Regions from separate parts of the Homo sapiens genome. Here region 2 is linked to region 1. Evidence: chromatin loops called from intact Hi-C (ENCODE). Cell type or tissue: dorsolateral prefrontal cortex. All regions are shown on one strand.

Region 1 (8,000 bases):
TATTCACAGCCATTTTACGGCTGTGTGCCCAGCTTTCTCACTGAAGGCCTTTGCCCATGCCATTCCTCCCACCGCATCCCCTTCCCTTCTCCACCTGTAAGTCTGAGCCCACTGAGAAACTCGGGTTAATGCTGCTCCTTCTTCACAAAGCCTTCTTGGAATCTCCCAGCCAGAAAAGCTCTTTTCGTCTCTGCTGTCCTGGAAAGGACATTTACTCTGGGATTTTCAGCTCACACCATATCTCCAACTGGATGGCATCCTCTCCATGATCCTTTCACCCAATCAATCAATCAATGAGCTGAGAAAGAATTGGGGTGGGGAGATGGCAGTGGGGGGGAGCACAAAATTGCCCAAATCCTCGTTAACTGAGACTTGGACAGGCTTGGACTCACAGTTGGAGGCACCTGACACAGATTATCCCATGAAGGTTGCATGCCCACCCCACAGGCTAGGTCCTCTTACCATCCCATCTTGCCCCAGACACCCCCAGCTAGTGAGGATTTGAACCCAGCCTGGCCAAGTCCAACACCCACTCTCTTTCCACTCCACCACACTGCTTCCTACTGCCCCTTTCCTGGGGAAGAGAGGTTAGAAATGGGTATATGGCCGGGAGCTGGCTCTCCTGGCTCTTTGCTTCTTCATCCTCAGGCCCAAGCTGCACCCTGCCTGGCTCCACCCCTCAGTCAGCTGGTTGGGGAGATGGGGCTGGGGAGCCCTGGGCACTAACAAGTATTCATGCAGGTAAGCAGGTACCAGGAGCCAGGAGGGGCACATCAAAAACCTCTAGAACAGGCCAGGTGTGGAGCTGTAATCCCAGCACTTTGAGAGGCCAAGGCGGGCGGATCACCTGAGGTCAAGAGTTCGAGACCAGCCTGGCCAACATAGCAAAACTCCGTCTCTACTAAAAACACAAAAATTACCCAGGTGTGGTTATTTTTCCCTGGGTTGTTCTGTAGCTTGGCAGCAGGAATTAAGACTAACAGGAAAGGGGTCAGTTGTGGAGAGGTGCATGGAGAAGAGGATGTTGGAAGAGGGGAGCAAGGACCCCCAACCTCTGCAGACAACCTTGCCCAGCCCAGAGTTGAGGTAGGGGGAAGGGTTGATCCCATCTCCATCTCTGAGAAAGATTTATTTCTTCACTTCCCTAAGGTCTTTGGAGAAATGCTGCAACTCTCAGCCTGGCCCTCATCTCCACACCTCTGCCAGCACCTCAGTTCCAGCCCCAGGGCTCCAGGGACAGACTCCTAACATGAACTGCCAGGATACCATATATCCATCCATCTGACAGCTTACCTGAGCTCAGACGGCCTGCAAACTGGCAGGACAGGAGGGATGCCCCGCGTTTGGTGTGCTGAGTGCCTTTGTGTGTGTGATCTCATTCAAGGTTCCCAACTCTGAAAGCAGACATGATTAGCCCCTTTCACAAAAGGAAGCAGAGGTCTTAGTGACTTGCCCAAGGTCACATGCCTAAACAGGGACACAAACCCGCAGGAAAGATGGAGCACAAATGCTGGGGTCTCTGATAGTGGTGCACACATGCACACATGTGCACAAATACATGCACACATGTGTACCCCAAATCATTTAAATGGACCATTCCCCTCTGTGTGTGATGTAGTTTACAGATCCCCTGTGCTCCCATGCATTATCTCAGTTGGTTTAACAACAGGGTCCCGTGGTAACAGGCAGGGCAGATGTCATGAACCCATTTCTCAGATAAGGAACCCAAGGTTCAAAGAGGGTGAGCAATCTGCTCAAGGTCACAGTCTCCAGAGCTTTGATCACAATAATACTGACAAACTCCACCTCCGTTCACGTTTGTTAAATGCAGGAGCTGGGTGCTAAGCACCTTCCATGCATCTAACATTCATGGTCATCCCGTGGGGGAGACATTGTTATTATTCCCATCTTACAGATGATGAAACTGGGACTTAGAGGTGTTAGATGATATGGGGCAGCCACATAGAGTTAAGCCCCAGCCAGCCTGATTTTTACTCCAGGAAACTCGCCCAGGACGGGAAGCTTATTCACCTGGGCCCCCGAGTCCCAGCACCTAGACCAGTGCCTAGCCCACATGAGGTTCTCACTGAGCGTTTGTGGAACATTTGTTAACCAAATAAATCTGCCCCCAATGCCCTTACCCTCAACTTCCTCCTCCCAGACCTTTCCCTGCCCATCTCCTAACTCCTCGAATGTCTCTAGCGAACCATTCGAGACCTCTCCCCCAGGAGTCGAGGGTTACAGACCCCCTCAGTCCCTGCAATGGGACCGGGAAGTCAATTCACCACCTCACTCTCCTATCCCTATTAGCATTCAGGGATTTGTAGTTTGTCCTTAAGGTTCTCCCTTGCCTCAGTTTCCGCCCCTGGCACCAGATGTGAGGGAAGTAGGCAAGCAGACTGCTGGAGAAGAGGTCCCCTGAAAAGCCCACCCCTCTGCTTTCTTGTCCCACAAGCAAGTGCTGGGGATTTCCTTTCTTTCTCTCTAGATCCCGCAGAGCCCCAGACAACGGACGAGACAAAGAGCGGGCAAGCGGAGCAGTCAGGCCCAGCTCCAAGGCATGCATTTCCAAACAGGGAAAATGTGGACATCTGAGGACGGGGTCTCTCAAGGATACTCCCCCAAGTACAAGGTTTGGAGGCCCCTTTTGGAACACTGCCAATTCCAGCTGCCTCCACCCCCAGGCACCAATCACTCAACAGCACTGAGTGTTTACTGGGCCTGCAGGCAGGGAAATAATGCAAGATGCCACTTCCGCAAACTGGCAGGACAGGAGGGATGCCCTGCATTTGGTGTGCTGAGTGCCTTTGTGTGCATGATCTCATTCAAGGTTCCCAACTCTGAAAGCAGAAACGATTAGGAAGCAGAGGTCTTAGTGGCTTGCCCAAGGTCACATGCCTAAACAGGGACACAAACCTGAGGCCTTTAGGTCCTGTGCCTGGGTCTTGCTCTCCAAGCAAAGCTGATCCTTCAGTCACATCTGCCAAGGCTTCCTTTCCTACCAGCTGCAGGCATTGTAAACAAGCCCCCATGCCTCTTACCCAGCCCCCTTGTCCAAGGGCAAGGCAGATGGCCAAACCACTCCTGGGAGACCCCAGGTCTACAGCCCTAGGCTTTAGTGGTCAATGAGAGGACAACCTTCCCCAGGCCCTTAACTGGCTGAGGGGTGCCGGGCTGCCCCACCAGGGCCTGCTGATGTGCCCCCCCCCACCCCATCCCTCCCCTCCAGCTGCCCTCTGGTCCCTCTGCTCCTCCCACTGCCCCGCTTTCAGCCCCGACCCAAGAATGACCAGGAGTCACGGGTGGAGGAGCAGAGTTCCTGGTCCCCAGCCTGGCTTCTGACATCTCCGGCGCCCCTTGGCCTACCCTAGGTCGGGGTGTCAGGTCCAGTGAGACCAGCCTCCCCTCAAAGCCATCCAGCCCTGCCCTCTGGCCACTAGGCAGCCACATGCTCAGAGGATTGTCCAATGTCAGAGCGCCATCTAGTGTGAATGATGGGCACTGCACCCCTGCCTGCCGCCGCAGCTCACCCACTTGGCAGGACCTCTCATGGGGGTGGCCGGGTGCAGAAGGGGAGACGCCCTCAGACTCACAGAGGGCGCCAAATCTAGACTTCTGACATAGTGTCCAGATGACACTTTTCCTCCAGTCATGGGAGAGACCCTAGAATCCAGCGAGGGCAGTCCCCTTGCAGTGTGAGAATGTAGGATGACACTGCCTGCAGGGCCCTGTCACTATTTGAAAGGCTTAAAATGACCTTTCGAAGAGCCTAATCTCTTTGCACTATTTTGTGTGCACTGGTGAAAAGTAAACTTTCTAAATCGGCCATAATTTGGGTGACCTCTTTTTGGCAAATCTTAAACAAGAGCCTCAAAGAACAGGGGCTAAGGCATTGTCAGACCCAGAAGAGGCCCCACCGTGTGCATGAAGCCTGCACTCCATGCCTTGCTCAATCTGTTTCATGGGTCTCTCTCTCTCTCTTTCTCTCTCTCACTCACTCTCCTCTCTCTCTCTCTCCATCCTTGATCAGCCTGATGGAGTCAAAAGACCACTAAGTCCAGGCAGGGAGGTCAGGCTGATCTGGGTTTGAATCCTGGCTCTACATGAGCTGTGTAACCTTGAGAAATTCACTTGAAATTTCTAAGCCTTACTTTCCCCATCTGTAAAATGGGGTTGTGATGAGCATTGTGTGAAATAACAAGTTTGAAGCACTCAGCAAAGTGTCAGCTGCTTATCAGAGGCTCAGTAACTGCCAGTCTCATCCTCCTCATCTCTCTCAGGGCCTCCATCGCTGAGTCAGTGTCTCTCTGGGGGTCCGCTTCTGCAGCACCTGGCACAGGGTCTCCATCATTCTCTTGGTCTCGGAGCACTGGCCACACTGCACCTTGCATCTCACACTGCATCCTGCATGTCCATTTTCCATGGTTATATCCATCTACTCCCACCCACCTGATCCATGACTCGGAGCTTCCTAGGGTCTCTGTTTCTCTCTTCTTCCCCTCCGGAAGCCCAGCCCAGTTTTGAGCCCATGGCAAGTGTGTATCTGCCTGCAGCTGAACTGAATGTTCCCAGGCACAGTTAGAGAAGCCTGTTCTGCAATCCAGGAGCTGAACCAACACATGTTTCTAGCCCTGCCAAAACATACATTTTGGCCAGGTGCAGTGGCTCGTGCCTATAATCCTAGCACTTTGAGAGGCCAAGGCCAGAGGATTGCTTGAGGCCAGGAGTTTGAGACCAGCCTGAGCAACATAGGGGGACCCAGACTCAAAATATATACATACACATTTTCTCTCTCAGTAAAATGGTATTGAAGCTCCTGACTTGCACAATTGTTAAAGGGATTAGAGAGAGGGCATTTGCAAAGGCATTCATAAAGAGTATAAAACACAGTAGGCCCTCAAAAAATAGAACTTATTACTATAACAGCTAGGGAGGCCCTGTTGATGTTCAAAAATATGTCCAGGCTGGGCGCAGTGGCTCACACCTGTAATCCCAACACTTTGAGAGGCTGAGGTGGGCAGATCACTTGAGGTCAGGATTTCAAGACCAGCCTGGCCAACATGGCGATACCCTATCTCTACTAAAAATACAAAAAAATCAGCTGGGCGTGGTGGCGTGTGCCTGTAATCCCAGCTACTCGGGAGGCTGAGGCAGGAGAATTGCTTGAATCCAGGAGGCGCAGGTTGTGTGAGCCAAGATTGCACCACTGCACTCCAGCTTCAGTGACCAAGCTGGTCTCAAAAAAAAAAAAAAAAAAAAAAAACAGTGTCCAAAGAAGACAGGATGAGTAGTATAATCTCAATTGTACAACTTCAAAAGAGACACCAGGGCAAGGAGGCAGAAGGCAAGAAGGGAATGGTGGGACACGATTAATATTGGCCAAGATTATAACCCAGTCAGGGTCTCGTCAACAATTTAAGAGTAAGGCATCCCACAGGCCAGGGGTAACCAGGTGGAGAGAATCCTCTTTCCACCGGATAGGGATGGGAAACAGGCAAAGCGGGATGGGGAATGAGAGGCGAACAGCCTCTTTATTAACACAATTATTTTATTTGCCGAAAGGTAATCATCCTAAGTGAGGTCAACGGCGGCTGGCACAGGACTGGCCCTGCAGGCGGCTGGGCCACGTTGCCATGGTGACGGAGCCCGCTCACTTCCAGCAGCTGCAAGGGCTGGAGAATCCTGAGGAAGGAGACCCCAGGTCTCTTTTCTTTCCCCCAAAAGGGGCTGAAGGAGACCTGCAGGTGTTTGCATTCCCCGTCCCAGCCCCCAAGAGACAGACTAAGAGCCCCTGGGGAAATGTCCCAGCCCAGGTTCGCAGGGGGTCCATCCTGGAGCACAGGGGTCTCTGCGGGCATCATCTCATTCTGTCCTACAATAACCCTGTGAGGAAGAGGCTACGCATCACCTGACCATTTCACAGAAAGCTGTGGCTCAGACTGTCCGCAGATGCGCAGCATGTGGGGATTTGGGGGCTGGGGTCTGAGGCCTGGGGCACCATTTACATTTGCCTCAGAGTCAGGGCTGTGACAATGACAGAATTAAACCTACATCTTGAATAATCAGAAAAACTGATGTGGAGAAAAACACACTCACCCGGCAGTCAGAAAGGCCTGGGTTCGAGTGTCAACCCTTCCCCTTACAGGCCACGTCACCCTCAGCAAATTTGCTCTAAGCCTTAGTCTGTCCAGAGCATTCTGCACCTGTGACTTTCCAGTCTCTGAAAGACAGAGCCATGATCAAGGTGTGCTTCCCCATCTGTAAAATGAGCCAACTCAGTTGGGTGCAGTAGCTCACACCTCTAATCCCAGCACTTTGGGAGGCTGAGGCAGGCGGATCACTTGAGGTCAGGAGTTCGAGATCAGCCTGTCAACATGGTGAAACCCATCTCTACTGAAAATACAAAAATTAGCCAGGTGTGGTAGTGGGCGCCTGTAATCACAGCTAGTCAGGAGGCTGAGGCAAGAGAATCACCTGAACACGGGAGGTGGAGTTTGCAGTGAGCCGAGATCACGCCACTGCACTCCAGCCTGGCAACAGAGGTAGACTCCATCTCAAAACAAACAAAAAAAGCCACTCAACCCTGCCCTGGGGACCCAGAACGTCAACAGTGACTGGGAAACTCACGCACTACACAAACAAGAGCAGCTGGCTCTGTCATTTCACCCAAATCTTCAGGGATGGCAGCTCTGCAGAAAAGGGACACAACATGCACTGTCCCCAAGTCCTCCAGCCCTGAAGTCCAGCGGTGAGGATGCCAGGCTGGAAGTCCAGGGGACAGCATAGCAGAGGCAGGATGGGTCCGGGGGCGGGGAGGGGAAACGCAGCCAATCCTGGGGCCATTTTGCTTGTGCCCGCAGTGTCTGTCGCCCTCTGGTGGACGCACCTGACACAGACGCAAGGAACAGCTGTGCAACCAGAGGGAATTCAGGTTGGGGGGTCGGCGGGGGGGCATGGCTGGAGGAACTAGGAGCATCAGGGGAGGCTTTAGGGGGTGATGAGATTTGAGCTGGGCCTCCCAGAAAGTGGCTGTGGGGAGGGAGTGGGAGGGAAAGCATGTCAGAAAATGGAAATTGATCCAATAAAAGCCTACAGATTGTCAGGTGTTGTGGGAGTTTGGGGAACAGGGCATCATTTGGGTGGGTACAGCAAAGGGACTTCAAGAAGCCCAAAAGGGGCCGGGTGCAGTGGCTCACACCTGTAATCCCAGCACTTTGGGAGGCCAAGGCAGGCAGATCATTTGAGGTCAGGAGTTCAAGACCAGCCTGACCCACATGGCGAAACCCCAACTCTACTAAAAATACAAAAATTAGCCAGGCGTGGTCGTGGGCACTTGTAATCCCAGCTACTCGGGAGGCTGAGGCAGGAGAATCATTTGAACCCAGGAGGCGGAGTTTGCAGTGAGCCGAGATCTTGTCACTGCACTCTAGCCTGGACAGAGTAAGACTCTTTCTCAAAAAAAAAAAAAAAAAAAAGGAGGAGGAGGAGAAGAAGAAGAAAAGGAGAAGGAGGAGGAGGAGGAGAAGAGGAAGAGGAAGAAAGAAGACGAAGAGCGAAGAGGAAGAAGAAAAAGAAGAGGAAGAGGAAGAAGAAGAAGGCGAAGGAGAAGGAGAAGGAGAAGAAAGAAGAAGAAACAACCAGACTGGGGCCAACTGTGGACAGTGTTGACCATTATGCTCTGTACTTTATCGTGGAGGCAATAGGGAGTTATTGAAGGTTTCTGAGCAGGGGTAGGCCATGATAGGATTTACATTTTAGGCATATCAGGTGGAGAGAGAGCAGAGGTGAGGAGCCTACTGGAACTCACTCCTCCAGCACATTGTTACTCACTAACAAGAGCAGCACTTCTGACCTCGCTGGAGACTTTACAAAGCCTTTTTCTTACCTTTACACACCAGACTTCAAGCTAGGTGGGTTCCCTGACTCAAGCAGCTTTGGGGTGAGGTGAAGCTCTGGGCTCTGGTTCCCACCCCAGCTTCCTTCACGTCAGCATCCTAGCA
Region 2 (8,000 bases), 590 kb before region 1:
CCCTACCCACCATGGGAAATTGGCCACAATGCAAATCATGGTGAGAGTCAACTGAGATTCAGTATTTGGTGGCACTGGCTTTATGTTACAGGACCTAGAAGTTGTTTTACTTGGTCTCTGTTTTATCTGTGATGCCTGCACTTACAGATTTATATTTATTGCTTTTGTATCAGAGCTGCCTAATAGGAGTCTAGAATAATCACTCCGAGGAATGTGTGCCTCCTATTTTGTTCTCACTCTAGGTTCTTATTGCCTCCCATTTGCCATCATATGAGCTTCGCCATAACCAAGTAGAGTCTATCTTCCTATCAGCTATTGACATGTATGGACATCAATTTTGCATTGAGAACCTGCAGGTATATATATATATATATATATATAACCCTTTCCTGCCTATCTGGACTCTTACCTCCTTTATTCTCAAGCATAGTTTAAGTAATTAGTCACTTAATTAATTAATTTTGATTTTCCATATAATGGAGTTTCATATCTTGACTTTCTAAAATGATTTATACTTATGAATATTTTTTTCATACAAATGCTGTTAGAATTGTGGTTTAGCTTAAAAATCAAATAGGCCTGCCTTGATAGAAGTGTCCTATTGAAGTCTTTATCTTTGTACTTTACCTAGAAAGTATTCTAGGCCAGAATTAAATGACAAGGCTGGTTGATTTCTGATATATATATATATATACACACACACATTTCTCTGATGATTTATGATATTTGAATCAGATGTATACATAGGTAGTTGTTACTCTTCTGGAGACAAAGCTATTTAAGTATCATTTAATTTTAATTTTATGTTAATGCTTATTATTAAGCTTTATAAGAAGCCCGTTTTTAAGAGATTATTGTCTAATTTTACTACTAATCAGAAGGACCACCGCAATTATTTTTTAAATGTTATCTTCTCAGGAATGACTTTATATTTTTCTACCTGGAAACAAGGATACCATTGTTATATCTGGCCCAGGGGAATCTTTAGACTTTCTGTAACATTTCTTCCTGGGGAATCTAGAGGGGAAAAAAGGATGTTTTTTCTTATTTGGTTAATAGCTGAAATCTAGGGTTTCAACTGGAGTTCAAATCTAGGGTTTACCATAGTGGAGTATTGAGACAATATTTATTTTATTTAATTTTTCTGAGACAGAGTCTCACTCTGTTGCCCAGGCTGGAGTGCAGTGGCATAATCTCGGCTCACTGCAACCTCCACCTCCTGAGTTCAAGCGATTCTTGTGCCTTGGCCTCCAGAGTAGCTGGGATTACAGGCACTCACTACCACGCCTGGCTAATTTTTGTATTTTTAACAGAGACAGGGTTTCGCCATGTTGGCCAGGCTGGTCTCGAACTCCTGACCTCAAGTGATCTGCCCGCCTTGGCCTCCTAAAGTGCTGGGATTATAGGTGTGAGCCACCATGCCTGGTGAAGACAATATTTAGAGAGTTCAGATAAATGTCAGAAAAGAATAACAGTCATAAACACTTATATTAGCATACAAATAATGCATTGTTAATTCAGTATTCCAAGAATTTTACATGTATTTACTCATATAATACAACAGCCCTATGAGGATAGGTATTTTATTTTCTCCATTTTGTAGCTCAGGAAGCTGAGGCACAGAGAGATTATGGCATTCAGAGACAAAATTCTTAGGTTTCACTAAATGCTTCAAATGCCAAATAGTGTCCATTGAAATTGTTCTCCTTTTGATGTAAGGCTTAAGCCTGTCTTTGTATCTTCTAGAAACTCATCCTATCAGAAACATCTATTTTTGATGTCCTACCAAACTTCTTCTATCACAGCAACCAAGTAGTGAGGATGGCAGCTCTGGAGGTAAGTATTTATGGTAATGGGACATGACCTTTTCCTTTGTTTCTAGCTGGTTTCTTCTGTCTATTTGGCTGCCATGTCAGTTCTAGTTCTCTGGCCTTAAGGTTGGTTCTTAAGGGTAGTTAGTCTCTTTTCCTCTGAAACAGTATGTGCTTACTCAGATACTTTACTCAAGTGTTTCATCTGAACTCATCACCAGCTTCTAGGTTCCAATCACAGGAAAATAGCTGCCAGCATTTTTCAGTAGTTTCTATTTTCCAGGTATTTGAATTCTCCCATTTCATAATGAATTAGGATTCCTTGTAACACAAAAAGCGAAAATATATGGCTGATCAGAGCATGTGTCATCTTACCATTGTGTGATTTGGGCCAAATTAAAATTGATTTTAGTTATGTTTGGATTGTCAAGCAGCTCTTATGAAATACTTCCTCAAAGGAAAGAAAGTAATAGCATTTAATGAACTGTGTTTTAGGTATTTTATCTTTCTCATTTAATCCTACAGTTACTTTAGGAAGTAAGAAGAAAGTGAGACTCTGAGAGGTTAAGTGATTTGTCCAAAATCACATAGATAATAAGTGGAAGAGTTTGCATTTGAACTCAGGCTAATCTGACTCCAAAGACTTCTGTTTCCGCTACAGCACACTACCTCATTAAGCACAAAAATTGCAGGCCCTGAATACCACTGTAAAGTTGCCAAATAGTTGTTTTTTGAAGATGGGGAAAAAGAGTGTTTTAGATGATTTTATGTAATGTAACATCACGGTAGTCTGTTGCCAGCTCTTTTGTGTTACTTTTTATTTGTACTCTGTGGTAGAGTGTAAATTATCCTACTCAGTAAATGCCAAAAGTTTTAAAACATTTAAGTGTTTTGTAGTGTTTTTATGTCATTTAATGAGAAGCTTCCTTATATACTTCCCGTGCCATAGAATCTCAGGTAGCATTTTATGTGCATGGCAAATTTGCTGTGAAATGTGTGAGGTTGGACTGACAGTTTTTGCAGAGATGTAGCCTATTGCTGTTTCTTTTTTTAATTTATATTTATTTTTATTTTATTTCATTGCTGTTCCTTTAACTCTTGAGTCAAGTTCAAGTATTTGAGATATTATATGTCAAATTATGTCTTACTGCTTATGCCTTACTGCTTTTGATCAGAGTTTGCTGAAAACTGATTTTGAGCGGGTGGGGAAGTCGGGGAGGACGCAAGACAAAGACATGAGATAGTAAAAGAGTTGAACTGTACTGTGATTGCTTGTGTCTTCTATTTTCACTCTGTAAGTGGCTCAAAATCAGCACCTCTCATTTTTCTCACTGCTTAATCTTCTGTTGAAATGATCATGCTTAATAGATTAATAGTTGTAGTTCTATATGCTGTCTTTTGCTAAAGATTAAACCTTCTCCAGGGTTTAGGTTAGTGTGGAAGAAGGTTTACAGTGCACATAGGTGTCCAGCAGAGGCAGCCTAGTTTTGTTTTCATTAGTAGTCATGGTTATAGTATTAAGACTCCAGCTTTATTAATTAAAGCAATATATGTACGTATACATAGGGCCTTGGGACTTCTCTCCCCACAGAGCACCTTCTGCCTCAGATACCTCGTTTCAAGACTCTTTTTCTGGGCTATTTTCTTAATTTCTGTTTTTGAAATTTATTTACTGAGGGTTTCTTTTGAACCAGGTGTATGTTCGAAGGGCTTATATTGCCTATGAACTTAACAGCGTACAACACCGCCAGCTTAAGGACAACACCTGTGTGGTGGAATTCCAGTTCATGCTGCCCACATCTCATCCAAACAGGTGAGTTTGAGGTGGTATGTGCACCCGAGCCAGCCAGAGGTATACCATGAGAATCAAGGGGAGTAATGTGTATGACAATTCCATGTTTTTTTAGTTAGAAATGTAGGGCAAAAAATGAACAATATGAACCAAAAGAGAAGAGCCTTTTGGTGCCCACTTCTTTGATCTAAAGAGAAAAATTATGGTCTAAGTAAGATGAAAGTTTAGGATTACTCCATTCATTCTTGCTTGTATTATGTCACTGAGGAAATAGTTTCTTTTTTAAAAAATTAGAAAGAATTTACTAGCATTTTACTTGCTAGAACTTTGCCAGAAAAATCACTCTTTTTAACAATTTAAATCAGCAATTAGACCAAAAAAATACTTTGGGTGGAATGCTTTTCTTTTCTATATGTTTGCTATGGGTTGAGGTTATATCTGAGCCAGTTTCATTATCTCCCTAAAACAGACCACCTGAATTTAGCAGTTGAAATTCAATCAGTTTTTAAAAATTACATTGCAGAACCAAACTTCTTAATCTCAAATAAATTACTGAATTAAGCCATGATAATTACATTATTTGTCCCTTCCTGTCTTTTAAAAAATAAAATGTACATATGGACGTTTTTGTTTCAGAATTGCTTTTGTTTTAAAATGAAAATACTTTATCTTATAGACTATCTTTTAAAAAGTATTCTAAGGCAATGAAAATCTAGGAATTCCACCCACACATAGGTTCATCCCCTCCTGTACTTTCATTCTTTTTAGTAATACCACAGGAAATATAAATACCACAGCCAATCTTAACCTGCCCCTCTCCATTTCTTCTTTATGGCCTTTGGTTCTTCACTTGGTATTACAAAGTACTGTGTCTTTTGGGAACCTTAGTTATAGACACCAGAAATGGTTTTGTTCTAAATTGCCACTTCACCCAAAGCAATAGAAACCCTTTCTGGAGACAAAGAAGTCTGTGCTGAGACTTTTGGCCACTGGATGCCACTGTTGATCCAGCAGAGGTCGGCAGATGAGCAGAGGCATCTTCAGAAAAAGTACCTCTCTTCTTTGTCTCAGAATATCCTTTCACTTCTCTACCTCAAAAATACCTTATGGCTGGCAGAGAAAAGCATATATCCTTGATTTAGCAAGCATCTCTCGGTACATTTTTGCCTCCATGGATTTCAGAATCTCATTTTCTAGAAACGAATGGTTGTCCTTCAGTGAGCGGCGAAGTACTCATGGCACACATAGGCACAGCACTCAGTCTTCTTTCTTTTCCTGCATTCCTTGAATAATTGTAGAGAACTACACGCTATACTTAATGCTCTTTGTAATTCTCAGGGCAGTTCTCCTTTTCTTCCTGCTTTTTCCTGCTTCCCTTTGGGCAGTGATTTGTAGTCAGGCTGCAGGGCTGCTTCTGATTTCCTTCCCTCCTCATCACTCTCCTTGTCTCTCTTAATTGTTCTCCCTGTCCTACTTTTTTTTATTTGAGGATATGTCCAGTTTGGTGAGGGAATGTTGGCTGAAAAATGAGAGAAATTCTTCTTGACTGCTTTGTTAAGAAATCTTATTCACCTTTCTATGTCAAGAGTATGAATCTTGGTTAGTTCAATGTGGTTACAAAACTTATATGCCAGTCCCTCCCAACATCTGGACATGCCTGTAGATAAAGATCAGACTTGAACATAACAGTAATCCTGTAATCTCCCTGAAGTCTCCCTTGGTTGTCAGTGTAATTCTAAACCTGCTGGATTATTATTGTTATTGTCATCATTATTATTGGTATAACTGTGAAGGTGAAGATAATTGCAAAATAAAAAGGAAAAATAAAATCATCTTTGTGAAAACCAGAAAAATGTTAAAATTTCTTTAATTTTTTTTTTGATCTAAAGTTCTGTTTAGGATCAAATGATCAGGTTTGATCATAAAATGATGTATTCAGTTTCAGAGTATAGCTTGTTCAGTTATTGCAGATTTACTACTTGAATTTAGTTTTATAAGATTATATACATAATATATTATAATATATGAAAAATGTGTTTTTTATATATATAATATATATGAAAAATATGTTTTTTATATATATAAAATATATTTTTCCCCCAAATGTTTTTGTTAAAATTTGGATTTATAACCTTATTATGACACCAGCTGGTGTACTGCAATTGAATTCTGACACTAGCCATCTGAAGTTAGATCAGATGCCACAGGCTAAGGGCTCAGTCCACCACCAAATTGTCCCTACTTCAGATGGGGCCATAAGTGGGGTCCCCTGGCCACTTGCACTTCTGACCAACTGGCTACAAATTTGAGGGTCCCCTCAATTTTCTCAGTTTGATAATTCCCTCAGAACAACTCACAGAGTTCAAGCACTACAGTTTTATTGTCAGGATCAGCCAAAAGCACGAGACGCTTAGGGTGAAGTGTGGGATGGTCTCAAACACAGAGCTTCCCAGTTTGTTCCCTGTGGAATCAGAGTTTATCAACCCTCTCAGCACATCCATGTGTTCACCAACCAAGAAGCTCCATTGACCTTCAGTGTCCAGAGTATTTTAAAATCAGGGCTTCATTACGTAGGCATGCTTGATTAAATCATAGCCTACGTGATTAAACTCAATCTCCCCTCCCAGAGGTCTGGCTGGCTGAAAGCCCTCAACCTTCTAATCACACAGTTGGTCTTTCTAGTGACCAGCTCCCCTCCTGAGTCATCTCATCTCTTAGCATAAACTCAGGTGTGATCCAAGGGACTTAAAATAACAATGACACTCCTATTACTTGGGAAATTATAAGGATTTAGTCTCTCTTCCAGGAACCAGAGACAATGGCCAAAGTCTTTATTATACAATAGGCCTGCTCATCTTAAACAGAAATCTAAGCTCTTTTAGATTTAGCTAGTTTTGAGCCAAGTACTTTTCTTCTTTTTCTAACTCCAGTACTTTTTTTGTATGTTATTGTTTTGATCAAGCAGGCGAAAAGCATATTGTTTCTCATTCTACAGAAAGAAGTTACAGAGGGCTACCAATATTTGTTCCACTCTGTCCTGTAAGGCTCAGTTATGTCCACTAACCTCTAGATTAATGATTCTCAAAATTATCTGAGGGGTAATTTGAAAATACACATATTGGAGTCCTGACTTTCAAGACCCGATTCATTTTGGATTAGAGTCCAGGTGACCACTTTGAAAAGCTCCTCTGAACTCTGATGAACAGCTATAATTGACAGTTACTACTTCTAAACCAGTACTGTCAAATAGAAATATAATACAAGCTACATGCTATTTAAAATTTTCTATTGGCCACATTTAAAAGTAAAAAGAAACAGATAAAATTAATTCAAATAACATCTTATTTAACCCATTATATCCAAAATACCATTTCAATATGTAATAACAATTGTTAATATTTTTTCTTTTATTCATACTGTATCTTTGAAATTTAGCACGTATTCTATACTTACAGCATATCTCAATATAAACTAGCCGTATTTCAAGTACTACCCTAGCTGCATGTGGCTAATGGCTGCTATATTAGACAGTTCAACTTAGACCAAAAATTAATTAGGACAGTCACACTGAGCCCTCTTTTTTTTTTTTTTTTTTTTGTTACTGGTAGTGCCCGTGGAGAGAGGAAAAATTATTATTCTTATGTTGCTTATTCTTAGTAGTTACAGGAATTATTCACAGTTGATATTATAGATGTTACACTACAATATTTTATGCATGCTTTAAAAATCAGTGAGAATAAAGAAAAGGTATATGAATCATACATATTTTACTTATCAATATAAAACAGAATTTTATATTTTTCCCAATTGAGGTTAACAAACCAATTTTTTTTTCCCCTCCCATAGAGATGGGGTCTTGTCATGTTCCCAGGCTGGTCTCAAATAATTCTCCTGCTTCAGCCTCTCAAGTAGCTGGGACTACAGGCATGTGCCACCATACCTAGTACAGACCAAAAATTATTGGGGGAGAAAACAGGTTGTTTTTTTTTTTTTTTTTTTTTTTTTTTTTTGAGATGGAGTCTCACTCTGTCGCCCAGGCTGGAGTGCAGTGGCGCGATCTGGGCTCACTGCAAGCTCTGCCTCCTGGGTTCAAGCGATTATCCTGCCTCAGCCTCCCGAGTAGCTGGGACTACAGGTGCCTGCCATGATGCCCGGCTAATTTTTTGTATTTTTAATAGAGACGGGGTTTCACCGTGTTAGCCAGGATGGTCTCGATCTCATTACCTTGTGATCCATCCACCTCGGCCTCCCAAAGTGCTGGGATTACAGGCATGAGCCACAGTATTTTGTTTAACCAATTTTTTGTGTTTTCTTTCCTTGCACTTGGTCTTCACATTCCTAGCTAGGTGTTTTTGAAGTAGACAAAATTTGTCCAGCACATCGTTAGAAGTGTCTTA

The links. Hi-C counts contacts between places; a loop is a spot of excess contacts. Peaks named below come from ENCODE experiments on the same cell type or tissue, not always from the same donor. Only the 100,000 strongest peaks of a DNase experiment are listed, where the experiment ranks them.
Region 2: a loop joins it to region 1, with 5 times the contacts of the local background. A loop is called at or near these places in 53 of 110 quality-filtered maps.

Annotation. Positions count from the first base shown.
Region 1 is chr17:36,624,938-36,632,937 of GRCh38, reverse strand. It overlaps a transcript of MRM1 not described here. Among named protein-coding and RNA genes, the nearest start is that of MRM1, 27 kb to the right of the region's middle. RefSeq lists an enhancer at 5,634-6,134. In dorsolateral prefrontal cortex, CTCF peaks have their summits at 3,276, 3,491 (motif pointing left) and 6,874 (motif pointing left); DNase peaks (open chromatin) are centred at 3,487 and 6,877.
Region 2 is chr17:37,217,348-37,225,347 of GRCh38, reverse strand. ACACA (acetyl-CoA carboxylase alpha) reads left to right here. Exons shown (of 56, transcript NM_198834.3): 27 at 243-356; 28 at 1,747-1,836; 29 at 3,506-3,624. Among named protein-coding and RNA genes, the nearest start is that of SNORA90, 23 kb to the left of the region's middle. In dorsolateral prefrontal cortex, a CTCF peak has its summit at 4,586 (motif pointing right); a DNase peak (open chromatin) is centred at 4,607; H3K27ac peaks cover 554 bases.